Regions from separate parts of the Homo sapiens genome. Here region 2 is linked to region 1. Evidence: read pairs that join two places in POLR2A ChIA-PET (ENCODE). Cell type or tissue: MCF 10A. All regions are shown on one strand. Links, peaks and the distances in the headings refer to the core of each region. The heading gives the core; the rest is flanking DNA.

The links. Peaks named below come from ENCODE experiments on the same cell type or tissue, not always from the same donor. Only the 100,000 strongest peaks of a DNase experiment are listed, where the experiment ranks them.
Region 2: POLR2A ChIA-PET joins it to region 1 with 5 read pairs; 6 of 35 experiments call an interaction of 5 or more read pairs at or near these places.

What each region holds. Positions count from the first base shown.
Region 1 is chr5:54,394,861-54,410,946 of GRCh38, reverse strand. LINC01033 (long intergenic non-protein coding RNA 1033) reads right to left here. Exons shown (of 5, transcript NR_126379.1): 2 at 9,082-9,304; 3 at 7,159-7,424; 4 at 2,426-2,492. It also overlaps the pseudogene RPL37P25. Among named protein-coding and RNA genes, the nearest start is that of HSPB3, 53 kb to the left of the region's middle. In MCF 10A, for the core only: no CTCF peak of the experiment used is centred there; a DNase peak (open chromatin) is centred at 6,196.
Region 2 is chr5:54,448,708-54,464,793 of GRCh38, reverse strand. HSPB3 (heat shock protein family B (small) member 3) reads right to left here and starts at 9,095. Exons shown (of 1, transcript NM_006308.3): 1 at 8,417-9,095. The coding sequence starts at 9,004. The coding sequence ends at 8,552. In MCF 10A, for the core only: no CTCF peak of the experiment used is centred there; a DNase peak (open chromatin) is centred at 7,403.

The DNA.
Region 1 (16,086 bases), core at 3,998-8,997:
TAACAAATTACTGCAAACTTTGCAGCTAAAAATAACTCCCATTTACTATCTCATAGGTCTATACTTCAGAAATCTGGGTTAATTTGGCTGGTTCTCTGTTTAGAAAGCCCAAGTCAAGGTGTGAGCTGGACTCTTATTTTGAGACTCTGGGGAAGAATCCACTTTCTAGTTCATTCTGGTTGTTGGCAGAATGTCGTTCCTTACAGCTATAGGACTCAGGTTGCTTTTCCTTGCTGGCTGTCGGCAGGAGACCAGGCCTCTCTCCGTCATTGACTGGGAGAGGTGGAATGGGTTTAGAGGAGGGGCAGGGTGGGTTGAGGAGTGGACCGTGATGAAACTCATTGCTGGGGGCTGTTAGATAATACTCCTCCTCTCAGCTGAGCAATAAGTCCTTTCTGAGGAGTATCTAAGCCGGGGGTTGGTAACTGTATATAGCCTGCTGCCTATTTTGGTATAGCTCCCCAACCTAAAAGTAGATTTTTACATCTTTAATGGTGACATTTTATATTTATTTTTTATTTATTTTTTGAGATACAGTCTTACTTTGTTGTCCAGGCTGGAATACAAGAGCATGATCATGGCTCACTGCAGCCTTAACCTCCTGGGCTGAAGTGACCCTCCTGCCTCAGCCTCCTGAGTAGCTGGTACTATAGGTGCAAGCTACCATTTTTTTTTTTTAAGAGTGAGAGAGATGGTGTTTCACTGTGTTGCTCAGGCTAGACTCAAACTCCTGAGCTCAAGAAATCCTCCTGCCTCAGCCTCCCAAAATGCTGGGATTATAGGCGTGAGCTACTGTACTCTTAGCACTTACATAATATCTTGATTTTGCTGCTTAGCTCTCACAGGTTGAAATATTTACTATCTGGCCCTTTACAGAGAATAATTCATGGGCTCCTGAATTTTATGCTGGGCATCTTTGTGTCTGTTCAACCCTGGCAGGTCAGAATAGAGGGCATGGTGAGGGGGACCCTGATACTGTAATTGAGGAAGGGAGAAAATGGGAGACATATCGAGTAGAAAAAAACCCAAAACCCAGAAACTTGATAGCAGGGCATGCATAAAAAAGTGAGACTGTCATTTAAAACTTCCTGGAATGGAGTATAATTTTTTAGGTCTTTGCTAATTTGTTGTAATAAAAATATTCTTGTTTTAATTTGCATATCATTTGTCTACTAATAAAGTTGGAATTGGATCTCTTTTCATGTGTTAATTTAAAGAATTGCAAATGACAGCCACAAATAAAATGAACAGATTTCTGAACCAAGGATAGAAACAAAATAGTTAATATCCATATACCTAAAATAATCTACAAAATGGAAAACATTAAGGTTCCTACCAAAAAATGAACAAATGTTTATGCTTTTAAATTTGTTAATACTTGAAAACAGAAACAAATTTTGAAGCATAGCTTCTGAGTCCAAAACCTTGTAGTTGAGCATTTTGAAATATCTAGGGTAGTTCCCTAGTACTTCTACCCGTTCACTTCTCTACTCATTTGGCTAAACTAAATAGTTTTATTTCTAAAGAATATTTATGTTATCAAAGAAGCAGAAAAAAATTTTTCCTAAGGAAAAATGGAGTCAAGAATACCAAGTTTTATATTTGCAATAATGATATTTTCTCTCAAAGAATTTGCAGGAAAAACATTTATAACTATTAGTGCACAGCTAGAAAATTGAAATGGCACCAAGAAAAACCTACGTGATTGCAATCAGCTCTTGTTCAAGAGTAAAATCCCCTTTAGTGCCTGAATTGTGATTTTTAAATATCATTCTCCACTAAAAGAAATTCCTTTTGAGAAATAGTTGATTTTAGGTCCACATCAGGACATTTACAAAATGAGTAAGACATAATTTTCTGCCAGAAAGCAGGGAAATAATCAAACTTTAAAGAGGTCATGTCAAAAGTACACAGGACCTAAACTGAAAAGGCTTCTGCTGGCAAAGTTGTGACAATTCAAGCCAAAAGGAACAATATCACTGCTTGAAACATAAATATATAAACATTCAGTAGTTCACAACAATACTCAGGGATCAACGCATTGGTCACCATCTGAGTTGGCTAGGGCACCAACTCTACTCTCAATTTTTTTTGTGTTTGTTTTGAGATGAAGTCTCCCTCTGTTGCACAGGTTAGCGTGCAGTAGTGTGATCTCAGCTCACTGCAACCTCTGCCTCCTGGGTTCAAGCGATTCTCCTGCCTCAGCCTCCTGAGTAGCTGGGATTACAGGTGCACGCCACCACACCCAGCTAATTTTGTGTTTTTAGTAGAGATGGGGTTTCACCATGTTGGCCAGGCTGGTCTCAAACTCCTGACCTCAAGTGATCCACCTGCCTTGGCCTCCCAAAGTGCTGGGATTACAGGTGGGAGCCACTGTTCCTGGCCTACTCTCAAAATTAATAAAAGAAAAGAATCAAGATTTTACCTTTCCGGCATAAGCTGCGTTTCCATTTATCCAAAGACTTGAGGTCATGTGCTTCACAGAATTCCAGCTAACAAATGCAGAAGAAATGATAGGCTTAGAAAATCACTATCTTTCAATTTTAGTGAGATACTATGGATCTAGGATAATCAATGGTTGATAAATATTGTAAAGGAGGGATCCAGCTGCCACTTCCTAATACACTGATCAATTTTAGCATCACTCAAATTAGATAGGCCTTGACATTGTATTTCAAGATACAATGCCATAGGAACTATAAAGCTCCACTTACAAAGTATTCATACCAAATTGAACATGTTTCGAGATCTAACAATAAGTTTATAGGAAATATGAGGAATAAAGGAACTACTTTTTAAAACCATCATGAGAAAGCAATCAGCCAAATTCAAATATGGAATACTCTGTGGTATGAAGAATGGACTTCTCCAACAAATCAACTGTATTAAAAAACAGCAGAAGGGTATAGAATAAAATACATAGCAGATATAATAATCAAATGTAATATTTAGGCCATATTTGGATCCTAATTTGAACAAACCAGCTGTAAAAAGCATTTGAGACTATCACAAAATCTTTTTTTTTTTTTTTGAGATGGAGTCTCGCTCTGTTGCCCAGACTGGAGTGCAGTGGCGCTATCTCTGCTCCCTGCAAGCTCTGCCCCCCGGGTTCATGCCATTCTCTTGCCTCAGCCTCCCAAGTAGCTGGGACTACAGGCGGCCACCACCACACCCGGCTAATTTTTTTGTATTTTTAGTAGAGACGGGGTTTCACAGTGTTTGCCAGGATGGTCTCGATCTCCTGACCTCGTGATCCGCCCACCTCAGCCTCCCAAAGTGCTGGGATTAGAGGCGTGAGCCACCACGCCCGGCCTGACTATCACAAAATCTTAACATAGTCTCGGTATTACATGAAATGAAAAAAACCACTGTACATTTTGTTGAGTAGCATCATGCCATGGTGGTTGCGTGGGGAGAAAAAATAGTCTATCAGTTATCAACGCTCCAGCCTGTCTAAACTTCCCTCAAGGCCAATGAGGACTCTTTAGAACACAAAAGAAATCACATGGGCTCTGAAACAGTCTGGTTCTATCTGAAGCAGCATTTCTTTCCTTTCATGCAACAGTATCTCATAAGTGACAGGTAAACTGGGTACTGAAGATCATGATGCAGAAGTTGTGGTGGTGAATATGCGATTTTTGCCAACCCATCATTTGAGGTGATCAGGGTAAATTTTTTTACTGGGAGGAAGAAAATCTAAGAAATATATGAGTACGTTAGGGAAAAACCTGTATATTCCATACAGTGAAGACCTTCAATGAGGTAGTGATTCTTGAAGCCATTAAACCAGCCACTAAGTTTTCTATTATATTAAACTATCTGGTGAAGCTGTGAGTGCAGTTGAAGATGCTTTGAAGAGACATCCCTCTGTATTGAAACCCTAGATCAGAATTCTAATGTCGATGCCTATGTTCTCTATTGGCAGTGAATGCCCCAAGGACCTACAAGAAGCCTGAGCCCCAGGATATAAGGCTGCAAAGGGCTGTCTGTGATGCTAAAGGCAAATGTTTACAGAGATTCAGCCATGCTAGTATTTCTATTTGTATTACACTCTCAGGTTTTTTACTTCCTAATTCTAACACCAACCCCATTTTTCTCATAAGCCCTATTATTTTAAGTATACTATATTGCTAACTGAAGAGTGTTTTTTTTTTTTTTTAGGAATGCATATGATGTCTTAGCAAAGATAACTGTGTACCAAAGTTAAAATTTTGGCCACTTATTGGAAGCCTAACATTGAACAAACCACTAATCTTCTCTGGACTGTCTAACTAGCTTTCTAAAATTTGACAAATGGGAATATCACCTCTCTTAAAGGATTGCTAAGGTTGTACACATAAAGCACCTAATATGTCATCTAGCACATGGGAGGACTGAATAAATAGTAGTCATTATTATCCGAGGATAAGTGTTGGTCCTCGACCTGCTGCTGCTGAACTAGGGAGCTCAACAGCAACCAAGCTGAGCAGTCTGCAGATATTTTGACATGAACACTCAGTGATTTGTCCTACGCTCTCTTCACCTCCTCTTCCAGACCACAGAAACACAGAAACACAACTAGTCTTTCATTGTTCCCTCCTCTGGTCTGCAGGTTAAACCCCAAATGGAGCCACCCCTGAAACCTCAGCCTGGTTGTTACACACAAACTGAGCCAAGCTCAGAAAACTCTAAGTTCCTGCTTCGTGCAGTGTTAATGCAGGTTAACACACAGTATGTTGAGAAGCAGTCCTGGCAGCCCCCCAGCGGCTTTTCCAGATATCCCATTGCTGGTTTGATAAACCAGGTCCTAGCATATCTCCTCAGAGGAACTCCTACTTAGGAGTCCTGTGATCAGGGCCTCAGGGTCAGTCCCATCACCCCAGTGCCCTCCTCAGTGCTTCTGGCTGCAGAAGCTTGGTCAAAGGGAACCCCAGAGGGAATCCTACCCATAGCAGACACCTCTGCTAGTGAAAAGAGATACAAAAGGAACCTGGTGAGAAACTCCTAGAGCCCTTTAGTTCCTCTCCAATATAGCTGCCCATATACATTTAATCAGACATGAGGAGAGTTTAAAAACACAGCACTGAAAGGAAAGTGGAGCCTTGGATCTAGCTCTCCTCATGGGAGCTCTCCTGAGGCTCAAGGCAAAAGGCTGGGACCCACGGCCTGGGGCTTCCCTGGTGAGGCTCCTCAGATTCCTACCCTGTCTTTCCTCCCTGGTTGCCTGGGAACTGACCAGCTTGCTTATGGCCACTTTCCTTTCCACTCAGCCTCTTCTGACAAAGGGCACCCCCTAGACTGCATCCAGCACCAGATCCCAAGGAGATTCCTTTACGGCATCATGGCGTGATTCAGAAAAGGGAAACGGAGAAACAGAGAAGTAGGTGAAGAAAGTAGGAAAAAGAAAATAAGGGGAAGAATGAGGCTAAAGTCAAAAGAAAGGCCAAGAACTTATTCATGGCTGGGGTGTCACATGTGGTCATCACCATCATATATTTCCTGATTTAAAAATTATCTAAAAGGGCTGGGCACGGTGGCTCACCCCTGTAATCCCAGCACTTTGGGAGGCCAAGGCGGGCAGATCACCTGAGTTCCAGAGTTCAAAACCAGCCTGGCCAACATGGTGAAAACCCGTCTCTACTAAAAATACAAAAATTAGGCAGGTGTGGTGGCACATGCCTGTAATTCCAGCTACTTGGGAGGCTGAGGCAGGAGAATTGCTTGAACCCGGGAGGCAGAGGTTGCAGTGAGCCAAGATCGCACCATTGCACTCCAGCCTGGGCAACAAGAGTGAAACTCCATCTCAAAAACAAAAAAAAAAAGAAAAAAAAATTATCTAAACGTACTTAGGAAAGAATTGAAGGATTATATCCTGAAAAGATTCACTGTTTTGTTGTGGAAATTTGGCCTTTAAGGGCTTTTGTTTCCTGTGAAAATGCATGAGCTATAAGAGTAGAAAGTTTACAGACCAAGTAAGAGATCTTCAGAGTTATTTAGGTTTTAATAAGCTTGCCTCATTCCATATATATTTTTCCAAGGGCAGTCAATCATCTAGACACGTAATGTTAATAAATGAAGTGACATTTGTATTGTCTATGTAGAAGTGACTGTTGCTTACACAAAGCTTTCTTCCAAAGAGTGTAACATTCCCATGGAACGCCCTAACAGGCAGACAGATCTTTTAATTGTTCTCAGAAAGTGCTTCCAGACTTGTAACCTCAGAGAGTGTCTTGCTTACAAGTAGTCTGAGAACAAGTTCTTACATGTTCTAGAAAGGAAGGCCCTGAAAACATAGAAGCAGCCTGTTTTCAAAAAAGGGGAAGAAAAACAGATGTCCGGTTGATTGGACAAATTAGTCCTAGGTAGAAAAAAGAATGTGAAATGCACAATAATTTGAGGGGTGAAAGGCAGTTGTCAGATGGAGAAGGTAATAATGAATGATAATTACTGTGTATTTACTTTCTGGAAGGAGAATGTAGGAAATGTTAGAGCTCAATCACTTAAAAATTCATTGGTTTTTCACCACTATTCTTGACAAAATAAAACGTCAAAATTCACACAACAGCATAGAAAAATAGATGAAACATAGGCAGATAGAAGTTGTGAGTGCCTCGTTCTATCTTGAATGTCTAGAGGCATCTGGATGTTTTAAAGATACCTTTACAAAAAAGTAAACCTTAAAAGAACTACCTAGGCTCTTTTTTCATAACAAAATAAAGGGGATTGCGTAAAAGATTATTGCTTAGAGATCTGGAAGAATTCCAAGAACATTCATATTCCTAAAATAAAAGCCAGCCCAATTTAAAAGTTTTATGAAAAGCTTAACTGGGGTTGTTTCTAAATTAAATCCAAGAACACTCTCAAGTTGATTTTGTCTATTTAGAATTGCCTAAAATAAAGGAAAAGTGTGAAAAACATATATTAGGAAAACTGCCAGACTTAAGTTTTCGCTTCTATCAAAAGGATTATACTGAAGGAAAGAGTCTTTGCTTCTTTATGCATGAAGAATATGTTCTGAAAATAAAGATATCGGCTATCCAAGCAAGCTTTAAAATTGCTCTTTTGTGAGATCCCATGGTATGTGGTGTAAGTACAAATACATTAGAGGTGTGTATTAATTATTGATGGCTGCCTAAAAATTTACCCCCAAATTTAAGAGCTTAAAACAACGTTTATTACCTCACACTGTTTCTAGGGTCAGGGTCAGGGTCAGGAATCCAGGAGTGGCTTAGTTGGGTGGTTCTGCCTCCCGAGATTATCATCAAGCTGTCACCTAGGGCTGAAGTCTTCTGAGGCTTGACTGGGGCTGGAGAATCTCCTCCCAAGCTTATTCACGTGATTGACAACAGGTCTCAGGTCCTCATTACCTGAGATTCTCATTGCATGGTGGTTGGCTTCCCTTTGAGTGAGTGATGAGAGATGGTAGCCACAATGTCTTTTATAACCTAATCTCAGAAGTGACATATCATTACTTCTGCCATATTCTGTCACACAGATAAATTCTGGTACAATGTGGGAGGGGAATTATACAAGGGTATGAATACCAGGAGGAGACAATCTTGAGGGCTGGCTACCATAGTCTGCCTTCTAGGCTCCAGTGAATCAAGTCCCTCCAACATGCAAAACACGTCCACTCCATCTCAACATTTCTAAAATTCTTGTCTCATTACAGCATCAACTCAAAGTCTAGAGTCTTGTCATTTAAATCAGGACCAGGTACACAAGAGGTTCCTTAGGTATAATTTCTTAACTCTAGCTCCTTGGGTATAATTCCTCTCAATCTGAAACTAACACGCACACACATAGACACACACACACACACACACACACCCCAAACACACAATGGTGGAACAGGAATAAACACTATATGCATTAATATTCAAAAAGGAAAGGTACTGGACACACTACTATGTCCCCATAGCAGCTCTGAAATCCAGCCAGGCAAATGTTGGAATCGCCTTAGGATTTAGTCCTATTTCTACGCATGAGTTATTCTCTGAGGCTTTTAGCTTCCCCTTCAGAGTCATCCTTTTTTAAAAAGAGACAGAGTCTTGCTATGTTGCCCAGGCTGATTCAAACTCCTGGGCTCAAGTGGTCTTCCCACCTTGTCCTCCCAAAGTGCTGGGGTTACAGGAGTGAGTCACCATGCTTAGCTATTCTTTCTTTTTCATGAAAGTTAGTACATGTATGCAGCTGAAATTTTTTCTTAACCTGCAGTGAAACAGGGGCAAAGTGAGTACCAAGGCCTTTTTTCATTTCATACTGTCTCTATCCCTTTGAGTTCTAGTTGGCAATGTTTCTACTAATATAATTCTTTTAAAAAATTTGTGAATCACCTATGAATTTTTGGGGGTCCATTCCATTAGACAAAAGTCACGCCCAAAAATCTTTTTGAGATAATCCCTTTCCCACCTTGTGATTCTGCTGAAAAACTATGCTCTTAAGCTTCTCAGGAGCCCTGTTTTTGAAAGAATCTGTGAGTCACAGCCTTAAAAACTTTAGAGGGCCTTTGTGTGACCAAACTGGTACTCTGAGGCACCACTTTTGATCTTTCTGAGGTCATAACAAAGGATTTATAGTCACATCTCAGCTTCATCTTTGGATTATGTTTTCATGATGGTGCCCAGGATTTGACCTCTGTCCTTCAGCCATTTCTTAATTTAGCATTTTTCACCATCTGTAAAAGCTGAGAATCTTTATGTCTTTATGAATAGCAAATTAGATCACCCAGTTTACCAGGTACATTCCCACCACCCACATTATTGCAGACAACAATATTGCTAAGATTTATGCCACTCCATAGTAAGGATTCCCTGTTCTGTTTTCAACAAGATTTTTCTCACTTTCTTTTAAACCTCCACCAGCAGCCTGGTCAAAGTCCAAAGTTTTTCTAATGTTTTGTTCAAGGCTCCTGAGACTTTCACTGCTATGCTTCTTAAATTCTTTCCAGCTACCTCCACTGTCTAGTTTCCTAGCTGTGCCTACATTTTAGGTATTTATTATGGTAGCACCTTACTTCCAGGTATTAAAAAATATATTAGAATAACAAATTATCCCAAAACTTGGCAGCTTAAAAAAACAAACTTTTTTTTCATCTCGTACAGTTTTTGAGGACCAGGAACCCAGGAACAGTTTAGCTGAGTTGTTCAAGCTGAGAGTCTCTCATGAGTTTGCTGTCAAGCTGTCAGCCAGGGCTGCAGTCTTCTAAAGGCTTGACTGGAGCTGCAGGTTTCACTTCCAGTGTCACTCGCATGGCTACTGTCACATGGGCCTCTCCATAGGACTGCTCATTACATGCCAGAGGGCTGCCCCCAGAATGAGTGATCTATAAGAGACAGAGAGACCTAATGTCTAATGACATATTGCACTGGTCACACAAACTAACTCTGGAACCACAAGGGAGGGTGGGAATACCTGAATTGGGATTATTAGGGGGTAATTTTGGAGGCTATCACAGATATAATTGCTTTTTTTTCTTTTTTTTTTTTTGAGATGGAGTCTCGCTCTGTCCCCCAGGCTGGAGTGCAGTGGCACGATCTCGGTTCACTGCAAGCTCTGCCTCCCGGGTTCATGCCATTCTCCTGCCTCAGCCTCCCGAATAGCTGGGACTACAGGTGCCCACCACCACACTTGGTTAATTTTTTTGTATTTTTAGTGGAGACGGGGTTTCACCGTGTTAGCCAGGATGGTCTTGATCTCCTGACCCCATGATCCGCCCACCTCGGCCTCCCAAAGTGCTGGGATTACAGGCGTGAGCCACTGTGCCCAGCCACAGAGTATAATTTTTAAAAGAACTCCTTTTCTCTCCCGTACCAGAACAAATTGAAAAGTAGATGCAATGCAAGAATCAAACAAATAGATCAAAATATTAACTTTATTATTGATAGAAGCTAAATTGGAGGAGGTGGCCTAGACATGTGGCTACAATGAGCTTCAATACTTGACCTCCAAATTAGACTTACCTACCCAGTTATAGAAAGAACAGGACTTCTCACTTATCAGATTAGCTTATCACACAGAGAGCAAAACAAAAAGCACCTCTTCTGTGTTTTTTTTCTGTGTTTTTGTGGGGTCTTTTTGTGCACAGGTGCCTGCCCCTTGTGTAATACATCTAACAAAATCTGTCCTGCCTTCTTCGTTAGATCCCAGAAAGTCTAACACAGTTCTCAAGCTTTAGTATGCTGATTGCTGGGCCTGGAGAATCTCCATTCCTTTATAAATTCCCAGGCAATCTTGATACAGCTGGTCTGAGAACCACACTTTGAGAACCACTGGCCAAGTACCTATGATGCACTGATGCTTATGGGCATCTCGTTTTCATTCCCAATCTCATTAGTGTCCATAAAAATATAAGATAGATTTCACTAACCCTTCCCCTGCACTTGACAGACATGGAGAACAAGGCTCAGAAGTGAAGTCAGTGGGCCAAGCTTACATCCTGCTAGGCATGCAAAGCCAATCTTCAAACCCAGGTCCAACTCCACAGCCTGTGGTCTTCCCTCTCCACCAGGTTGCCACCAATTACTAAGGACTGAACATCAGTGCATAGTCTGAGTCTTAACAGTAATCTCCTAGAACTGTTTTCTATTAACTCCACTTTGCATCTTGTTTTTTATTTATTTTTTTATTTTTATTATTTTTATTTGTTTATTTAGTTATTATTATTATTATTTTTTGAGACGGAGTCTCACTCTTTCACCCAGGCTGGAGGGCAGTGGCACAATCTTGGCTCACTGCAAGCTCTGCCTCCCAGGTTCACGCCATTCTCCTGCCTCAGCCTCCTGAGTAGCTGGGACTACAGGCACCCACCACCACGCCTGGCTAATTTTTTGTATTTTTTAGTAGAGACGGGGTTTCACCATGTTAGCCAGGATTATTTCTATTTTTTAAAACTAGAACATTTATTTGCATGACTAATTGTTGACGTTCTGAAGCTAAACTGGATGCTGCAACAGCTGCCTTCTTGGGTTTAGGTGTTGTTCCTTCACAGAATTCATCCTGAATCTGAGGTGTACAATTATCATTATTATTTTTTGAGACAGAGTCTCACTCTGTTGCCCAGGCTGGAGTGCAGTGGCACAATCTCGGCTCATTGTAACCTCAGCTTCCCAGGTTCAAGCAATTCTCGTGCCTCAGCCCCATGAGTGGCAGGGATTACAGGTGCGCGCCACGATACCCAGCTAATTGTTTTGTATTTTTAGTACAGACTGGGTTTTACCATGTTGGCCAGGCTAGTCTCAAACTCCTGACCTTAGGTGATCCACCTGCCTCAGCCTCCCAAACTGCTGGGATTACAGGCATGAGCCACTGTGCCCGGCCGCAGTGTACAATTTTTAAGTGCTTCATTTGACCAGTACTGGTGGCATTTCATCTTTCAGCCCTGGCACTCAAGTTATACTTTCTCTTGCTCTTGTCAGTGTGGCCGCATTTGCAGCAGATCAACTTCTGAAGTTGGTAGGCCTTGGCGCCACTGCGGCAGCACATTTACTTCTTATTGCAATGCTTTTCAAATGGTGACTTTCTATTCATCGTCTTGTGTCTGTGGCCAAGACCAGACACTTCTCATCTTCTTGACCTGTAGTCTCAAGCACAGTTTGCTCCATTTTCATTTGTCAAACATAATTGTACACTATGCACAATACATTCAACTGGGTAATGTCCATACATGTTAAAAGTAGGTAAATATGTTTACCTTAAGGGGCAAGATTAAGACTATCAATTAACAATGGGCTACCATTCCAGAAGTTCCATAAAAGAAGTTAGAAAACGTCCAGCACAACAGATACCTAGCTGCTTTCCCTCCAGGTTTGCTCTCCACTTTCTCCACCCTCCTCCCTGCCCAGGAGGTGGACCTCCGTGACCTACATCAACAGTCTTCCTTGCCTTCTAGATTCCCATTGGCTTTCTCCTCTCCAATAGTGAACAGAGGGAGGAAGGAGAGTTCCCCAACTCCCTTCATGTAGGGTCACCTCGGACTAACTGCATTTTTCCATAAAGTACATGAGTCCTCTCAAGGCAGCTGCTCTGCCCTGAGTGATTTTATTTTTTTTTAAGACAGAGTTTCACTTTTGTCTCCCAGGTGGGGGTGCAGTGGTGCAATCTTGGCTCACTGCAACCTCCACCTCCCGGGTTCAAGCGATTCTCTTGCCTCAGCCTCCCAAGTAGCTGGGATTACAGGCGCACACCACCATGCCCAGCTAATTTTTGTATTTTTAGTAGAGGCAGAGTTTCACCATGTTGGCCAGGCTGGTCTCAAACTCCTGACCTCAGGTCATCCGCCTGCCTCGAACTCCCAAAGTGTTGGGATTACAGGCGTGAGCCACCGCGCCCAGCTATGAGTGCTTTTTTTTTTTTTTTAAGAGGTTTCAGGAACTCCTGTCTCCCCTATCCCTTGAGGCTCAAGGATAGTAATAGCTCTTAAAGTCCTGCACTATTGCTGTGGTTTTCCTCACCCTACCCATAGCTTTCTAAACAACCCCCTTATTAGTACCTCCTTGAATTATCCTAACTTGAGTGTGCTATTTCCCTTGGGGCCCTGAATGAATACATATTTAAGTACAGTTTACAGTTTGCCTTTCTTTGAGCTAGCCCAGGTGCCTTAGCTTAAGGTCTATGTCATCTTCCTAAAAGTCAGTAACTTCCTGCTGCTGCCCAGATGGTTATTAAAGGCATGAAAAACCACCTTCTGGGCCTCACATGTGCTTTGTAGGTAGAACAAATGGCAAGAGGCGACTTGGAAGGTTCTGCAGGCAAAATTCTTCTTATCAAAATTGCTGCTAAATTTTAGAATTCTATAATTTTCTACCTTATATTAGGCACTTATTCTAGCAAGAGGTAAATTATCCCTGGAAGAAAGAGATAAAGTTGTCAGTCAAAGACATTTGTGTTAAATGAGTTTCAGGTGTTTCTATTTTGGCTGCTAGCTGCAAGCCTGGTTTGAGAAAAAGGAAGATAAAATCCATCTAGGTTCTAGAATAATGGTTTTCAAGGTGTGTGGGGAAGATGGTTTTCACTGTCTTCTGGAAGGCATTTTGGAAATTATGGGGAGTCTTTGTGAGCCAAGGGCCAGAGATGCTAGTCTGCCTGTGCTGAAAGGGATGGTTCCACACAACAGAGAATAACTGTGTGGGAACTGTAATGCTCTAAGAGCATTCATGTTGCTGAGAAACCTGTTTATAATTACCCAGGCAAAGGGCTTATGTTTTCTTTTATGGAAAGAAAGAAGGGAAGAAGGGAAAGATGGATGGAAGGAAGGAAGGAAGGAGGGAAGGAAGGAAGGGAAGGAAGGAGAAATGGAGGAAGGGAAGGAGGGAGGGAGGAGGAAAAGAAGAAAAGGAAAGGAAAGAAGGAAGAAGGGAAGGCAGAAGAGAAGGAAGGGAGGAAGAAAGAGAGAGAAAGAAAAGAAAGAGCGAAAGAAAAAAAGGAAAGAAAGAAAGAAAAAGAAGGAAAGAATTTGTGTATGACTTTAATACTCACTGAAATTTCCAGGAATGCAACTGCCATATAAATTGAGGGACTATCATACATTGTTTTGTTTGAATTTTACCAAGCTGGTTACAATTAGAGAAAAACACAATTTTCAATCTGCATTTGTAGCTGCAGCATTCAAGGTGAGTCTACAAACATATTAAAGTGCCATAACTTCATTGTATCTTAATCTAGTGAGGTTTTATTCTACTATACATACTGAAATTTATAAAGAAAATCTCCTTGCACAAAATTTTAAAAAATTAATGTAATACACCAATGGAAATCTAATAGATACATACAAAGAAAGTAGTTATAATTATTTCATTTCCAGGTAGTCAAAGGTGTATATAGCAAAGTACCTACCATAGAAATGGTCATTGGATTTGATGAAATTTGGGACCCACAGATCTAAAGCGAGGTGTTCTGATGGCTGAAGGTACCACTGGGGAGGAGGTCCACTGCAGGGAAATCCCTCCTGGGGGAAAATTGCCACGAAAGAAGCTATGTGGAAAGAATGAGAAGGAAGTGATGACAATAAGGCCTAGTGTGTATCAGAAGCCTTCTAGTATGTGTAAGGCCTTGGAATGGGCCTTATTACTTATTGATAACACCATTTAAAAAAAAAATTACTGACTTCTTTCAAGACCGTGTGGCATTAGTTTATCTCTCAGTATCATCTGGCAGGGAGTGGATATTCAATGAATGTCAAAGAAAATCATTCAACAAAACTCTCCTTGAATAAATTGAAGATACTACCACTCATTACTAGAAACATTTATCAAAAAAGCAACCATGATTTGTAACTTCTTTACAAAGAGATCCTGTAATATTTTTTATCACATATGGTGACTTTGGTGGGTGTAATTTCCTATGTAACTTCAAATCTAAAATGTAGTGTTCACAGCCAGGTGAAAGGTTATTTGGCCAAACTGGAGGCCTCAAGGGCCCAAATAAATCAGGAGCCGACTTGTTTTGTTATGCTCATTATATTTCACATCTTGACAAGTTAAGAAATGTCTTGGGTATTTTTTAATGTCCGGAGTGCAATGACAGAGATTAATAAATCATCTGGAAACAGAGCTTCTTTATTAAGAACAAAAACTCAGTGAAAGCTAAACCCTGAGCCCCACTCCCTTCACCTGACAGCTGCTCATGCTTTAGGTCTCAAGCCCTTCCCTGAACCCCAAGTCTGGGTTATGGGTCCTTCATCTGGCTTTCCCAGGATCCGATACACTGACCCACGAGCTACAAGGGTAACTGCTTGATTACTTACCTGTTTCTCCCAGTAGACTCTTGAGGTCCATCCATGTTTCTCTTGTATTTGGCACACAGGTTGTCAGTGCTTAGTCAGTCGTTCAACAAATTATGCATTTGCATATTGCAAATGGCAACATTGGCTTCAACACTGTTCCACTGAGCAACCAAGGATAGGTGTGCCTTCACACATGGTTCCCACTGAACACCATCTAACACTACTTCTGTGCTTTCTACATTTTGTCCTCTAGCCCCAAAGCTCCTCTGCTTTATCTATTACCTTTTATCTCCAATCAAGTTGGGACTAGGAAGCATGAGAGGGCTGGGAAGTAGAAGAGTTACTATTCTTATCTGTTTATTTGACTGTTCAGTTTAATTTTAATAAAGATCAACTCCTTTTCTGTTTCAAGTCCCTATTCAGGCTTCAGTCAGTTGCGAGAAAGAGAAAACTGTTTGGTTTGGTTTGAGAAAATGTTAGTTTGATTGTTCATATGTTCCCAAATTTTAGCAGGCTGGGCCTCTGGGGTTTCTCATTATGGAGGCCTGAGATGGAGCCCAAGAATTTGCATTTCTAACAAGTCCCCAGGTGATGCTTGTGTTGTTGGTCTAGGGACCACACTTGGAAAATCACTGGCTGAGTAAGAATAAGTTTTAGCAAATGTTATTTATCTCCTCACCAGGTACTTGTCTTTAAAGATATCTCCAATTGTGAATAACAAAAAAGAAATTAGTCTCCTGTCATAAAAGATATGCAGATACCAAAAAGTAGATAGAATCTAAAGTACCAAGAGGGGCCTGAATATATACCAAACTCCTTAAGACAAACCTGGTTCTATTCTTCAGGTTAGGCTGAGGAGGCAGAAGTCCACTTCTTACAAAGCAGCCAAGTTGGGACCTGGCAAGAAATAGTAGAACTTTCTAAGGCCCAGAGCCTCATTCATCCTCAAGTAGGTCTGCTCCCAGCAATACCCACTTCTTAATCCTGTCTGAATGGGAAAACTATTCTGGCTGAATCTGAAGACCATCCAATGCATCTGCCTATTTTCCAAAACATTTGTTTTTGAGTTCACATCTATATCATGTATTACCTGCTAGGAACAAAGTTTCTAACAAGATATGGAGTTGAAATGTAATATGTTTTAGCTATCTTGCATGTGTGCTTTTTCTTTTTCAAAAAAATGTGAGCTCTTTTAAATATTATTGATCAGCTAACTTTTGCTGTATTTTCTTAAGCAGCTACTTTTTTTCCCCATATATCCTTTTTCTTTCTAAACTCCCTCATATGGCAGAGTCATATTTTTTAAATAGCAGTGAATGTGTACTATCCTACCTCTGCCCAGGCAGTCAAGGCCAGGGCAGACATTCTCACAGAAGCATTTCTGC
Region 2 (16,086 bases), core at 5,295-10,294, 53 kb before region 1:
TTCGATAGAAAAAAATTACAATTTTAAACTTACAATTAGGAAAGTTATATAAGTTTATACAACAAACTTAAAAGTATAACAACATAATCTAAAAATACACAAAGTAAAAAATGGGCCAGAACTTTTTTTAAAAATGGAAAACTGCCTTTTTTCCAATTTCGAATCTCCAATTTTGAGAGATTCGAAGACAACAATCTATATGTTTTCTAGTATCAGGGGAAAAAAGGGAAGAACATAGAATATTTGAACAACACATTACAAAGAATGGTATCATACAGATCATTTGATCTTACCACATTGCACATTCTTTGTATTTCCTTGAGGTTAGAAAACATTAATAAACAGGATTATATTTTTATATACACACACACACTGTGTATTAAACAACACAGGAAATGTAAACAGCAGTTTGAATCATTTGCTTTTCAAATTAAAAATACTACCTCTCTTATTTTGCGGGGGGTCAGGGGTGGAGGTGGGATCCGGCCCACTCAACCACTAAATAAAATTATTTTCAAAATGTAATATAAGAGCTGTACCAAACCAACATTTTAATTTTTAATTCTTCTTTGTGACTAATTATTTGACAGACTCTGAAGAGAACTATGATCATTAGTAAAAAGTATTTTTGTTAAACTAGTGGAAATCATGGGTTTTTAAAAATTTGAGGTTGTATGCTAAATTCCCTCTATTCCCTTAATTTTCCTGGGGGACTTTTTTGTTTTTGTTTTTTATTTTCTTGGGTTTTCTTTGTTGTTGTTGTTTTGAGACAAGGTCTTGTTCTGTTGCCTAGACTGTACTGCAGCCTCACCCTCCCAGGCTCAAGCTATCCTCCCGCCTCAGCCTGCAGAGTAGCTGAGACTACAGGCACGTGCCACCACTCATGGCTTATTTTTGTTCTTTTTGTAGAGATGGAGTCTCGTCATGTTGCCAAGGCTTGTCTGGAACTCCTGAGCTCAAGTGATCCTCCCACCTCAGCCTCCCAAAGTGCTCAGATTACAGGCATGAGCCTAGCAACTGGCTAAGACTTCTTTAAGATTTGTTTCTCCCTGAAGAGAATTTCTCCATGGAACGGTTCCATGTGCTGAGCCAGCATCCCTGCCCACAGACCTGCCGAGCCTCTTCACAGCTCCCTGTGACATGGTAACCAGCACAGTAACACATCCCATCATCACACCAAGTTGGCTTCCCAGTTTTTTCTCATTTTATTTTCCTTGCCTCATATGTTTTCTAAAATAACTTTTTGGCTGGGCGCAGTAGCTCACACCTGTAATCCCAGCACTTCGGGAGGCCGAGGTGGGTGGATTACGAGGTCAGGAGATCGAGACTGTCCTGGCTAACACGGTGAAACCCCGTCTCTACTAAAAATACAAAAAAAAAATTTGTGCTACAGGGCGTGGTGGCACACGCCTGTAGTCCCAGGAACCCAGGAGGCAGAGGTTGCAGTGAGCTGAGATCACACCATTGCACTCTAGCCTGGGTGACAAAGCGAGACTCCATCTCAAAAAAAAATAAAATAAAATAAAAAATAAATGAAAATAACTTTTTGACTTGCTAAGGTCCTTAACAGATCAACTTTCAGATAATCACATCAATAGGGACAAACACAAGACCCAATCCACTGATTTTTTTGATCACTTGTTAGCAATCTCTACATAGACTGACCATACATGATCCCATTACATATTTTTAAGCATAGGGCTTCCATATATGATGCTTCCAACCCCACCTCCTGTCCCCATCCATATAACATTTTCAACAGTGACAAGTGTACACTTAGGTAATCCATTCCAGGGACAAGAGGCTATGCCTATAGCAAAAGCTTAGGAGAATCAGGAATTAAGGAAGAAAGCATTGTCCATATCCCTGATACTGGCCATTTTCCTTCCTCATATCCAGAGCCTCATCGCCTCCCAGCAAAGGGTTACAGCCAAGATGTGTTTTGTAACTTACTGAGTAACACCCTACTGTAAAGCAAGACCTCCATACATTTTTCTCGTTTGGGGTTTCATGGTAAGTATGGAAATTGAATAGGATTGTGTTAAAGCAATGTTTCATGAAAGAAAAACCTGTGGAACTCCAGTTGAAGTTCTCAGTCTTTCATAACACTGTACTGTCTTCCCAATATCAGAAAATGCTAAAAGACGTGGTCCAAACACAATTGCACACAGTGGGCAAACAGGAGACACTCAGGCAAAAAAACAAAACAAACAAACAAAACCCTTCAAGGTGGCTCTTTGAGAAGGGCCAGCGTGCCTGGTAAGTGCATGCGATTGCCAAATGCAGTCAGTGCGCTGGTGGCTAACAGTAGCCTTGGACTAGCTGGACATCTTTCAGGAAGTATTTTGGGTAGGAACCAGGCACTTTTGGCATGCTGCTCATAGTGTGGGGCACAGTATGCTGTGATGGCAGAAAGGATAATGAGGAGAGCTAGCTGGGAAGCATGTTGTTTCTTCTGTTTTTGATGTTTCGTTTTCCAAATAAGATTTCCAGGACTGTGTCTCTACCTTGAAGGACAAGTAGGTGAGAAAAATAGGCCAAGGACAAGTGGGGGACCTCAGTGTTGTAGGAAGTCAGGGACCCCAAACGGAGGGACCGGCTGAAGCCATGGCAGAAGAACGTGGATTGTGAAGATTTCATGGACATTTATTAGTTCCCCAAATTAATACTGTTATAATTTCTTATGCCTGTCTTTACTGCAACCTCTAAACATAAAGATTTCATGGAGACTTATCACTTCCCCAATCAATACCCTTGTGATTTCCTATGCCTGTCTTTAGTTTAACTCTTAATCCTGTCAGCTGAGGAGGATGTATGTCATCTCAGTACCCTGTAATAATTGCATTAACTGCACAAATTGTACAGCATGTGTGTTTGAGCAATATGAAATCTGGGCACCTTGAAAAAAGAACAGGATAACAGCAATTGTTCAGGGAATAAGAGAGATAACCTTAAACTCTGACTGCTGGTGAGCCAGGTAGAACAGAGCCATATTTCTCTTCTTTCAAAAGCAAATGGGAGAAATATCACTGAATTCTTTTTCTCAGCAAGGAACAACCCTGAGAAAGAGAATGCACGCCTGAGGGTAGGCCTATGAATGGCCACCCTGGGCGTAGCCATCTCTTAGGGTTGAGACTGCAGGGATGAAATAGACCCCAGTCTCCCATAGCACTCCCAGATTTATTAGGAAGAGGAAATTCCCGCCTAATAAATTTTGGTCAGACCCGTTGATCTCAAAAACCCTGTCTCCTGATAAGATGTTATCAACGACAATGGTGCCTGAAACTTCATTAGCAATTTTAATTTCGCCTCAGTCCTGTGGTCCTGTGATCTCGCCCTGCTTCCACTTGCCTTGTGATAGTCTATTACCTTGTAAAGTACTTGATGTCTGTGACCCACACCTATTCGCACACTCCCTCCCCTTTTGAAAATCCCTAACAAAAGCTTGCTGGTTTTTGCGGCGTGTGGGGCATCACAGAACCTACCGACATGTGATGTCTCCCCCGGACGCCCAGCTTTAAAATTTCTGTCTTTTGTACTCTGTCCCTTTATTTTTCAAGCTGGCTGACACTTAAGGAAAATGGAAAAGAACCTACATGAATATTGGGGCAGGTTCCCTGATACCTCAGTGCAGTTTGGACTTGGAGAGATCACTGAGAACAAAAATCTTGAAAATCTTCATTGACTTCTAGCTTTCTGGCAGACAGCTTTAAATAATAAACACACAACCTTGGTCCACAATTTACAGAAAAAGAAAAATCCTGGAGATGTTTAAGAGGACTAACTTTGCACCTAAGTGGATTAAAAATTAGATCAAAATATAAAGTGACATTAGGGTCCATAAAATCTGAAGGCAGTGTAGGTTGCAGAGCAGTAGATGATATAAGACTGTCTGATCTGCCTGGCATTCTCTTCCTGCAGTTTTGTATTTAAGGTTTACTGGATACAAACCTTGCATATCTTTTTGACTGACACCTTGTTTCTGAAGGCATCGCCTGCCTCCCAGACCATGCTGCTGCCACTTTTGCCAGCAGTTTTGCCAGGCTTCCAAGGCAGCAAGAGTCCACTGACTGAAGCCTTGAGCCCTACTCATGCTGAGTCATTCTTCTGCTCCTAATCATGCTGTCATTCTTCTGCTCCCAGCTTGGATGAAATGTCACATCATCAGGGTCTGGTTTCCAACAAGGCATTGAATGATAGAACCCAGAAGTACAGGAAAGTTTATCCCCTGTGAGCTGAACCTTGACTAATAGGAGATGGGATATTGTAGAGAATAAGGTGAGCAAATTCCCTCTCTCCCCTTGATTTTCCTGGGGACTTCTTTAAGATTTGTTTCTCCCTGAAGAAAACTTCTCCATGGAGCGATTCCCTGTGCTGAGCCAACATCCCTGCCCACAGACATGCTGAGCCTCTTCACAGCTCCCTGTGGCGTGGTGGTCAGCACAGTGACACATCCCCTAATCACACCATCTTAGCTCCCCAGTTTTTCCTTGTCTCATTTCCCCTATTTCCTCATCTTTACTATCCTGGGCTTGACACTTTCCAAATAAAGTGTCAGCTCTTCCTCATCCCATCCTCATCCCAAGCTTTACTTTGTAGAAAGAGACTTTCTAACAGAGAACTCTGACAATAGGACTCATTTGATTGGAGTACTGGATATTATCCTCCTGCCCCTGAGGGTCATCCTCACTTTTCTCCATCCTGCCCTTTGCCCTGGGGGGCCGTTGAACTAGATGACAGGACTCCCATGCCCTCTGGCCTCCAGTCAGATCCAGCCAATGGGGGACCCTAGCAGGAGATGGGAAGGAGGAAGTATTTGTTCTCCTGGCTCCCTCCCTGTAAGAGGTCTCCTTGGACTGGTCATGCCCTCAGATGAAAGTCACAGCTGGTAGTCTCCTCTATGCGACTTTCCTTTTGATTTCTGAGACCTGCTTCCTCCTCCCATCCCTTTGGACCTGGGGGACGTAACAACTCCACACTGAACGTCAGATTACTCCGCTTTCCTTTGCAGTGCCTCTATGCCCTCCCCACTCCTTTGTAATGTTTCTCTCTCTCTTGTTTTTTATTTTTGTTTTGTTTTGTTTTTTGAGACAGTCGCACTCTGTTACCCAGGCTGGAGCGCAGTGGTGCCATCTTGGCTCACTGCAACCTCTGCCTCCAAGGTTCAAGCAATTCTCCTGCCTCAGCCTCCCTAGTAGCTGGGACTACAGGCACGTGCCACCATGCCCAGCTAATTTTTGTATTTTTAGTAGAGACTGGGATTCACCATGTTGGTCAAGCTGGTCTTGAACTCCTGACCTGAAGTGATCCACCCATCTTGGCCTCCCAAACTGATGGGATTACAGGCGTGAGCCGCAATGCCCAGCCTGTAATGTCTCTTTATAAATAAACCCTTCTTGAATTTTTCCAATTTGATAGGGTCCAACTGTTTCCTACTGGAACCAAGAATGAAAAGAAATGGTTAAATGCTAATACAATTAAGCTTTGTTGGAACAGTGAATAGCCATTACAAATCAGTTCTTGTTTGGTAGAAAAAGAAAGCGATGCACTAATTTTTAAAAAGTCACTGTTGCGATGAACACCTATCAACCCCAATAGGGAAAGCACCAGGTTAAAGAGGCCAAAGAAGAGACCCAGAGCCAGCAGATGAAATGCGGTGTTTTATTAGGGGGTTAATACAGAAGAGAGAGTCCAGTAGCGGCAGGCTGGCTGGGAGAACACAACTGCTTGCAAACATTATGCAGTTTCTACAGCACTTTCACTTAACACCCTCCATCGAAAGAACTCCACCTGGCAACCATCATTTAACTCAAAACTCAAGGCCTCAATCTCCTGTACGGCACATATTCCATGGAACAGGCTGGGTGGGGGCTCAGATGTATAGATAAAAAAACGAATCTCCAGGTTGGCCATGCACAGATTGCCTAACTTGAAACACACATTCAGGTACATCTACCGTACTGGGTCTTTCTAAAGGTATGCTTAAATGTTTGCTATCACATGCATTTACTCTGCAATTGATTAAAAGGTCAAACAATCAGAGTTCTGGCAGAAAACAATTCCATTGCCTAAAGGACCATTTATGAGAGAGTGGGCAAAGTAAGGAGAATCAATAAGGGATAGTGACACACAGGGTACAAGAAAGAGCAGAGAGTCACCCCTCCTCCTCCTTTTGAACAGACGAAAGGAAGAGACAGTGTTACAACCCTAAGCCCTGTGAGAGTGGCAGCCCTGGAGGAACTCAGTCATAGAAGGATGCAGCCCTGACAGGGCCTTGGTCTGCAGCAGGTTAAGGGCGACAGAAGAATTCCCTGACCATTCTCCCCTCTTGCCCACTAATCTCTCTGCAATCTCTGGTCTCCAGTCAGTGCCTCTTATTGGCTGAACCCAACCAGAAACTAGAATGATGTGGCCCATCAGGGTCAGCCTGCTTGGGCTCAGAGTGGGGCTGAGAAGGGCAGAGAATGGTTTGACTTGGTGGGAGTGGGGAGGGCAACAGACAGTAGCCAGTACAATCAGGATATCAAACTCCATACAGATATAATCCTAATTTTGTGAAAAGTGATACATGTATTTATGTAGTCCTGTTGTTGAACAAGATATTTAAAATAGCTGCCTCATGGTAGCAGAAGAACCATAGATGATTTTTATTATTTATAGTGTTTGGTATATTTCCCAAATCAAAAAAATGGCTATAAGACTTTAAAATTTATCTTTAAAACTTATCTATATCTTATCTATAAGACTTTAAAATTTATCTTGTAAAAACAAGAGCTCATTAGACATGTGTTTACTTTAATTTTATTTTTAAAGAGAATATTTTCTATCAGTGGCTCCTCATGGTAGGAATTTCACCTCCTGAATTTTCCCGGGAGGAGGATCTCATCTAGAGTAAGATCAAGGCCGAAAGAGAGGGTTTTTTTGTTTCTCACCACATTAGTTTCTTTTCACACTATTCTGCCAATCACTGGGAAAGAATGATAATCCAGACAAATGGTATCCCAGTTCTGATCATATTAGTAGATCTGGAATCTCAACGACTGCTATTAACTTTGTTATGCAGCCAAGCTGATCTGTGATATTCACTTGGTCAAACAAAATTTTTCATATCTGAGTTGGACACACAAACCTCCATGTATAGGCATAAACCTCAGATATGCATATAACTGCAAAATCTTTTCAATTTAATTAGACAGTAAACATTCTTCTCAGATTACATTTGTTTTCAAAATAACTTTTAGAACTGTTTGATTCGTTTTTCTATTGCTTCATGTCTTTTACATTTTAACTTGAGCTACAGTAAAACAACGTGGGGGAGTACTGGGATACTGTCAGCAATCTGCATTTGCCCTGGTGTTTTCCACACCCTGCATTCCATGTCTATTCTTAGCACTGTCCTTGGGCTGCTTGTCAGCTCACATTCAGTGCGGGGTAAAAGGCAGGCAGCCACTGCCTCTGAAGAAATACTTAATGTATACAGAATGAGATAGCAAACCTTTGGAATGTCCCAGAGCAGCTGTTGAAGGCACTAGTCCTTAACCTCTACCAATGTCTCCACCTTGAGCCAAGGCAGTAGTTTGGGAGAATATAATAAGCACCAATCATCAGATGTGCTGTGTAAACTCAGACACGCAGTGTAAGCTCAGGTGTTGAACTTCCATTGGCTGCCAGGCTATTTAAAGCTAAGGATTATGCAGAGATAGCAGATGTGTTACATTTTGCCATCTAAGTTTATGGAGCATCTAAAAAGCACAGATTAAAACTCACTGAATTCAGCAATCAAACTTTTAAAAGTGGTGTCCTTAAGCTTCATATTAATTTACAAGAGGATATGTAAATACATATCTCATGAACATTTTGTACGTGTCCATAGAACTTATACTATCTTTAAAAAGTCAAAACACTTCAGATAGGATTCAGTATATCTTTAAAAAGATGAATGAGGTACATATTTGAACTTTTTAAAAATAAGATTTATATCTGAAAATTCCCATTGACCTTTAAGGCAGTAACAACTATACTAAATCATAAATAGATATCAGACCCAATTTCCAAATACTGTATTTTAATTTTTGCACTCCATATTTATAAAACCTCATTTTAATTAAAATACATTAAAAAGAAAAGCTTATCGAGTGAAGGGAATCACAACTCTTTTTGGCAAAATAAAAGATTTTCATAAAATGGATAGGAATTCCTTAAATGGGTATAGCTCTTTTGCCATCAGTGATTACAAATGCAGCTGGCATTGTTGGAATAATAAGAAACAATTCGGAGTCCTCTCTAATATCCAAATACAGCCTTCTGTATTTTCAATGTTTCAGTTGTAAGAATAGTATCAGTTTGAGCCACACAAACATATTTACAAATTTTCCTTTCTGAGTAAGAATAATAAAGACAACCTCAACATACCAGGAACTGTGTATATATTTTTAATCTTCATAAAAATCATAGCAAATCATTTCAAATGTGGGTAATACAAACATTCTCGTAGTACCAGTGGCTGAACCATCATCTTCCCCATGTCATCTGAACAGGAACCGATACGATGTCACTTAGTCCCAACTGGATCCTTTACTTCCACCACCAAAATTCCATCATGACAGAGGACTGCAGACAAATCTTTGATTTCCACACCATCTGGTAGTTTGTACTGTCGGGTGAAGCTTCTTGAGATAAAACCGTGCTCATCCATTCTGGTTCCGTGTTGTGCTTTTATCAGCAGCCAGCCTTCGAAGGTCTGAATGATGATGTCTTCAGGGAGGAACTGGACCACGTCCAGCAGGATCTGAAAGTGGGATTTGCCTTCTCGGGGTGGCGTCTCTGCCGCTGAGTCCACTGGAGGAGACTGCGCTGCCCTGGTTTTCCTCAGGTCCACGATGGTTGGCCCAGGCAGTGCATATAAAGCATGATCCAGCCTGCAGTCTTCTAGACCTCGAGCTTCAAACTCTTCCTGGTAACGCACTGGAATCTCTATGAGGTGCCTCAAAATGATTTTTGCCATAGTGAAGGCAAAAACAGCCTTGAACAGCCTCCTTCTGCCAACCTTCCACTGCCTTCAGTCAGTGGCGAGCCCCTGCAGTTGCCTACTGACTGGATTACCAGTTGAAGCAGCTAGTGGTTTATAGCCGTGCCCAGACGCAATCACTTAATTAGGCCTGAATCATAGCACGGAATGCTCTCTTGTCTTTTCACACATGCTGACAATGAACGGCTATTTATAGGGCATGTTTCCCAGTGCATTTAGCACACAGCCTGCACAAGCTGCCCAGTCATGGATTGCCCTTACATTCTCAGTTATCCTTGGCAAATGTGTCTGCCTTGCTTACTTCAAGAAAGAGAGTGGGAATCGAAAATGGTATTTGAAAAATATCTGGGTGAGGCCAGGTGCGGTGGCTCATGCCTGTAATCCCAGCACTTCGGGAGGCTGAGGCGGGTGGATCGCCTGAGGTCAGGAGTTCAAGCCCAGCCTGAACAATGTGGTGAAACCCTGTCTGTACTAAAAACACAAAAATTAGCTGGGCATGGTGGCTTATGTCTGAAATCTTAGCTACTTGGGAGGTTGAGGTAGGAGAATCGCTTGAACCAGGAGGCAAAGGTTTCAGCGAGCCAAGACCATACCGTTGCACTCTAGCCTGGGCAATAGAGTGAGACTCCATCTCAACAAACAAACAAACAAACAAAAACCAAAAATATCTGGGTGGGTGCTTTCTCCCTGTGAACTTCAGTAATCTAAGGGAATAGGACTTCTTAGAACAGTCAGAGATGTTCACTCATAATATGAACTGGGATCACATTTTCCCTCGTCTCCAGATACAAAGCTGGGGAGGGCAGAATCTAGCTGTAATTCAGAAAGAATTAATACACACATATTCAAATCTCAGCCATTCAACAAACTGCCCTGTGTCCTATGCATTTCCTTTTATTTTATCTTTTAGTCTTTTGGGCTAAAAGACACATTATCTGGGTTTATTTACATCTGACTCATCAAAATTAGATCAGATGACTAAGCTAGAGAAGTGACAAACGTCAGATGGGGGCTGCAGGGGCATAGGATGGGGAATTTTAGTGATGAAAATAGAGCCACAAAGAAGAGAAAAATGTCAAAGCTTTGAATGATTTGATATGAACCTCCAAAAATCTAAGGATTAATCTTGTCACAGCTCTGCTACTGAGTTGGCAAAAATAAATTAAATATAATTTCCCCACTATATCACCCTTTATACTAAACTTACCCTGAAAAAGAATGAGGCAACTCCTTATCCACAGCTATGGAAGAATCTCCAAGATATGTTAAATCAAAAAGAAAAGTCCAGGGCAATATATGATATGCTAGTGTTTATACTTTTTTTTTTTTTGAGACAGAGTCTTGCTCTGTCACCCAAGCTGGAGTGGGTGACAGCCTCGAAGTCCTGGAATCAAGAAATCCCTCACTCTCAGCTTCCTGAGTAGCTGGGACTATAGAACCATGCCACCATGCCCAGTTAGTTTTTTTGATTGTTTTTTTAGAGATGGGGGTCTTGTTATGTTGCCCAGGCTGGTCTCTAACTCCTGGCCTGAAGAGATCCTTCCACCTCATCCTCCCAAAGTGCTGGAATTACAGACGTGAGCCACTGCACCAGGCCTTATTTATACTTTTTTAAAAAGTATGTATTTGCTTATATTAATAAAATCTCTCTGAAAGCTTTGTAGCTGAAGACAGTGGGTGCCTCCTGAGAGTGATTGGCAGGTGGGGGCTGGAAGGAGACCTAATTTTTTACTGTAAATACTTCTGTGCTATTTATTTACTTACTATTTTTATTATTATTTTTGCCACCATCTTCTTTGTGATAGTGTGTGCTTTTTATTTTATTTATTTATTTATTTTTTTGAGATGGAGTGTCGCTCTGTTGCCCAGGCTGGAGTGCAGTAGTGCCATCTTGGCTCACTGCAACCTCCACCTCCTAGGTTCAAGTGATTCTCCTGCCTCAGCCTCCTGAGTAGCTGGGACTATAGGCGTCTGCCATCACACCCAGATAATTTTTGTATCTTTAGTAGAGACAGGGTTTCACAATGTTGGCCAGGCTGGTCTCAAACTCCTGACCTCAGGTGATCTGCCCGCCTCAGCCTCCCAAAGCATTGGGATTATAGATATGAGCCACTGCGCCCAGCCAGTGTGCTTTTTATTTATAGAGTGTATATGGAATATACCTACACACAATAAATTTTAAAATATGGAAAATTTCTTCTCCATGGAGATTAATATTTTCTTAAATGGATAGACTTAAGAGTACCTTTCCTTTAAAAATATATGCACTTTCTTCAAATGAAAAAATGTCTATATAAATTAAAAATCAGAAAATGGAACAAAAGTCTTCTTTAGCTCGCTTTATAAGTCTAAAAAAACCTCTGTGGACATATTGGCATACACTTAGAAACATGTCCTAACAATGCTGTTCACACTCAGCTTTTTGACCTGCAGTTTACAGGCTGGTGGCCCTCCAGAGGAAAATGTACTCTTTTAGATATGTTAATGTTCTCCGGCTCATAAAATACTGCGGGATGTTGTCATCAGTACTGCTCTTAGTGGAAAGTCAAGAACAGAACTCACTGCCAGTGACAAGAAATAGATATGATCTTAAGGATTTGGCATTCAAACACTAGTAAGATTTACAGCAAAACTGAGGGAAAGCTACAGACATTTCCTACATGCCTCCTACCCCTACACATGTACAGCCTCCCCCATTATCAACACCACCCCCAAAGTGGTACTTTTTTTTTTTTTTGAGATGGAGTCTCGCTCTGTGGACCAGGCTGGAGTGCAGTGGCACCATCTCAGCTCACCGCAACCTCAACCTCCAAGGTTCAAGCGATTCTCCTGCCTCAGCCTCCCAAGTAGCTGGGATTATAGGCACCCGCCACCATGCCCAGCTAATTTTTGTAGTTTTAGTAGAGACGAGGTTTCACAATGTTGGCCAGGCTGGTCTTGAACTCCTGACCTCAGGTGATCTGCCCACCTTGGACTCCCAAAGTACTGGGATTACAGGCATGAGCCACCGCTCCCAGCCTCAAAGTGGTACATTTGTTACAACTGATAAACCTACACTGACACATCATTATCAGCCTGAGTCCATATTTCACCCTAGGGTTCAGTCTTGGTGTTGTACATTTTATGCATGGTGGTGACATGTATCCACCATTACAGTATCATGTAGAGTAGTTTTACTGCCCTAAAAACCCTCTGGGCTCCACTTATTCATCCCTCTGTCTCCCCAAACCCTTGCTCTAAAAAACTTCTCAAAAAAAAAAAAAATAAGTTTTTTAAAACAAATACTAGAAAGAGGCTGTTAGGGTGAGACAGAGAAAATGTGTCAAATAATCTTACAGTTTCTTGCACCAGGGATCTCTAAGACAGGCAAAGAAGGCTTAGGTGTGAGTGATAAGTTTCCATGTATGATCTGTGAATGAGCTGCTGAGATTAAAAATGAGCAATTCCAGCACTTTGGGAGGCCGAGGCGGGTCAGGAGTTCAAGACCAGCCTGACCAACATGGTGAAACCCCGTCTCTACTAAAAATACAAAAATTAGCAGGGCATGGTGGTGGACACCTGTAATCCCAGCTACTCAGGAGGCTGAGGCAGGAGAATCACTTGAACATGGGAGGCGGAGGTTGCAGTGAACCAACATCGTGCCACTGCTCTCCAGCCTGGGCAACAGAGCAAGACTCCATCTAAAAGAAAAGAAAAAAATAAAAATGAGCATCACATTTCTGATGCGATATTCAAGACTTCTACTTCTGCCATTTTCCCAAAATTTTCCCAAAACTGCCCTTTGACTCCAGCCCTAAGCGTGACTGCCCTCATCATGATCATCAGCTACGTTGACTTTTTGTCCTTTTGGAGAATCTGTCAGGCTTCCTTCTCCTGCCCTCCTGTCCATCCTTCGCCTTGTAACTAGAGCAGTTGTTCTAGAGCATCACATAGATGATGTCACTCCCTTGCTTCAAACTTGAAGTCAGAAGTTTCTCATCACAACCAGAATGAAATATAAAATTCTTACCATGGCCTTTGAGAACCTATAATCTGGCCCCTCTGCCCTGCTCCCCTCCACCTCACACTAGGGTTCAGTCTTCGTGTTGTACATTTTATGCATGCTGGTGACCACAGGTAAAATGGTGGTGCCCCTGCTTCAACCACACTGGCCTCCTGTCTGTCCCTTGAACACTCTAAGCTTGGTTCTTCCTCAGGCTTCTTGTACTTGGAGTCCCTTTTGTTCTGAAAACTTGACTTTCAAGTTGTCTTAAAGTTGCCTCTTTCTCATCATTCAGGCTCCAGGTCACGTGTTACTTCTTCAGCCAAGTCTTTTCCAACTATCTAGGGAAAGTACTCTTGTTATCCATCATAGAACCCAATTTTTTTTTTTTTTTTTTTTGAGACAGAGTCTCACTCTGTTGCCCAGGCTGGAGTGCAGTGGCGCAATCTCGGCTCACTGCAAGCTCCACCTCCTGGGTTCACACCATTCTCCTGCCTCAGCCTCCCGAATAGCTGGGATGACAGGCGCCCGCCACCATGCCCGGCTAATTTTTTGTATTTTTTGGTAGAGACGGGATTTCACTATGTTAGCCAGGATGGTCTCGATCTCCTGACCTCGTGATCTGCCCACCTCGGCCTCCCATAGTGCTGGGATTACAGGCGTGAGCCACTGTGCCCAGCCCATAGAACCCTATTTTACCTTTTTTTGTATTCTTTTACGCCATGATCAGGGCGGTGTGGTCACAAGAGGAGATACAGGAGAGAGTCTCGGGAAAACAAAGTATGTTATACTCACAGGTCCTAGAGACAACTGGCTATGGAGGGTGAGAGGAAGACATAAGCAGTCAGGAGGCAGAAGACAGGAGCAAGTGGAAGATTTAGCCACAGCCATTATTGGGGTTTCCACAGGGAAAGGCAGGGCAGGATGAACAGTTTAGAACTGGCTAGTTTGAATAATTTCAGCAGGCCCTAAGCTACAGGATGTCTCCAATTGCCCGGTACCTGGCCTTTGGTTGACTAAGGCAGAGGAATGTTGTGTCCTGGAGTGCAGGGGCCACATAGAGGAGAGATGGCTCTGGGTTGGGCAGTTTGCGTATCAAAGGCACACTCCCAGCTGAGCCCTTTGCTGTCTCTAAGGATTGGCCAGCCCTGGGAGGTGCAGTCTCTTTCCAGGTGGAAAGGTTTTTAACATATCAAAACATCATAATATACAGAAAATAATCCACATTCTTTTATTAAAGAGTGGGAACTATTTTTTTTTCTTATCCCTCTCAAGAGGACAAATAGAGTTTTATTTTATTGCATGCATTCTCACTGGGGGTGATAGTGCCCACAAGGAGGTAAAAATTGGTTCCTATGGAGCAAAAAAAAAAAAAAGATTCACATAATCTAAGATTATATAAAATCTGAGATATTATGTAATGGTTTGTGATCCTCCAAAGGGCCACAGTGCATAAATGGACATGTATCTGGGTTATTAGAATTCTAATGGGGAGATGGAGGAGAAATTAGGTGAACAGTATCTAAAGATATCTGGGAGAGGATAAATGATACAGTAATAAAACAGGTGAGAAATGCTGTGTAGTCTGCTTCATTAGTCACCCATCAAGACACCCATGGCTTATGCCAAATGCTGAAGAGCTTAGGTGGATAAGGATGACAGTATAGATGCAGCAATGCTGTCCTCGACCAAACCAAGGTCAGAGTCATCAGTAGGGTGAACGTTAAATTGCAGTGACTTGGAGATCATTGACCATTGAACACAGGCGGCAAATTCCAATAACAGCTTGGCTTGAAGTCCGAGAAGGTTTTCTAAAAAGAGCCATGACTCAGCTGGGATAAGAAGGCTGACAGAGTGGGCCACAGGAAGCTTTGAGCAGAGAAGGAGAGGGAGGACATCTGAGTGTTCCAGGTAACAGGATGGCATCTTCAAGGTCCTGGAGCCAAAAGAAAACATCATGCCAAGAGAAGATACAAGAATCTCAGCGTGGCCACGATACACTCTGCAAAGTAGGAAACGGGGAAAATGAGGCTGGAGAGGAAGAGACCAGCCATGAAAAGCCTTGTCATCTTTCTTGAGACAAAATAACATTTTTAAAGTTGCCTGAACTTTCACCAGTTATTTAAGCTGCGACAGCAGAAATCTTAAAGACGATTCTTCATCGCCTCATAATCAAAATTTCTATTGAGTTTTTTTTTTCCAAATTAAAGTTTGGATTCTATTTTGGAATAATAGAGTTAACTTCAGGAAAACCCAAATCAGTGCCTTTTTAAAAACTTTTCTGACCACCCACAATAAGAAATATATTTACTATCATGACCTAGTGGATATACATATACACATACTGGGTACAAAACACTTAGCTTTCCTACGTGAATACACTCTGATGGTCTCTATTCAGTTCTATGTAGCTTAAGAAAAGTGATCCTTGAAACTCTCTAAATTGATTTCATGACCCCAAAATTGGTTAAAATTGATAGTTTGGAAAGTTACTTAAGTTTTTACATTATTAAGCAGGTAGTTTATCATGTTTGTGGGGTGAATTACATCTCTGCAGGGTGACTGTGGTGGTCTTAACTGATTGTTCTTCTGTGGCTGTGGTGAGGCATTGAGCAGGTAGGGAAGGAAGGAGTGCAGTGGGAGCAGGCAGCATGGCTTATGTCAAATGTTGAAGAGGTTAAGGAAGGTACGAATGGAATCCTAGATTTAGCAGTGAGGGTGTCTTTGACTTAACTAAGAGGAGAGTCCATGGTAAGGTAGGGACAGAAGTTAAACTGCAGTTGGTCAGGGAGTGAATATTACATATAAACTACAATTATAAGCATGTAAGGGGATGAAAAAATTAACATAAATTCCAGGTTTGTTTTGTCTAATAAGATGCTTTTAATAAAATTGACCAGCCGGGCATGGTGGCTCATGCCTGTAATCCCAGCATTTTGGGAGGCTGAGGCGGGTGGATCCCTTGAGGTCAGGAGTTCGAGACCAGCCTGGCCAACATGGCGAAACCCCGTCTCTACTAAAAATACAAAAATTAGCTGGGCGTGGTGGTACACACCTGTAATCCCAGCTACTCAGG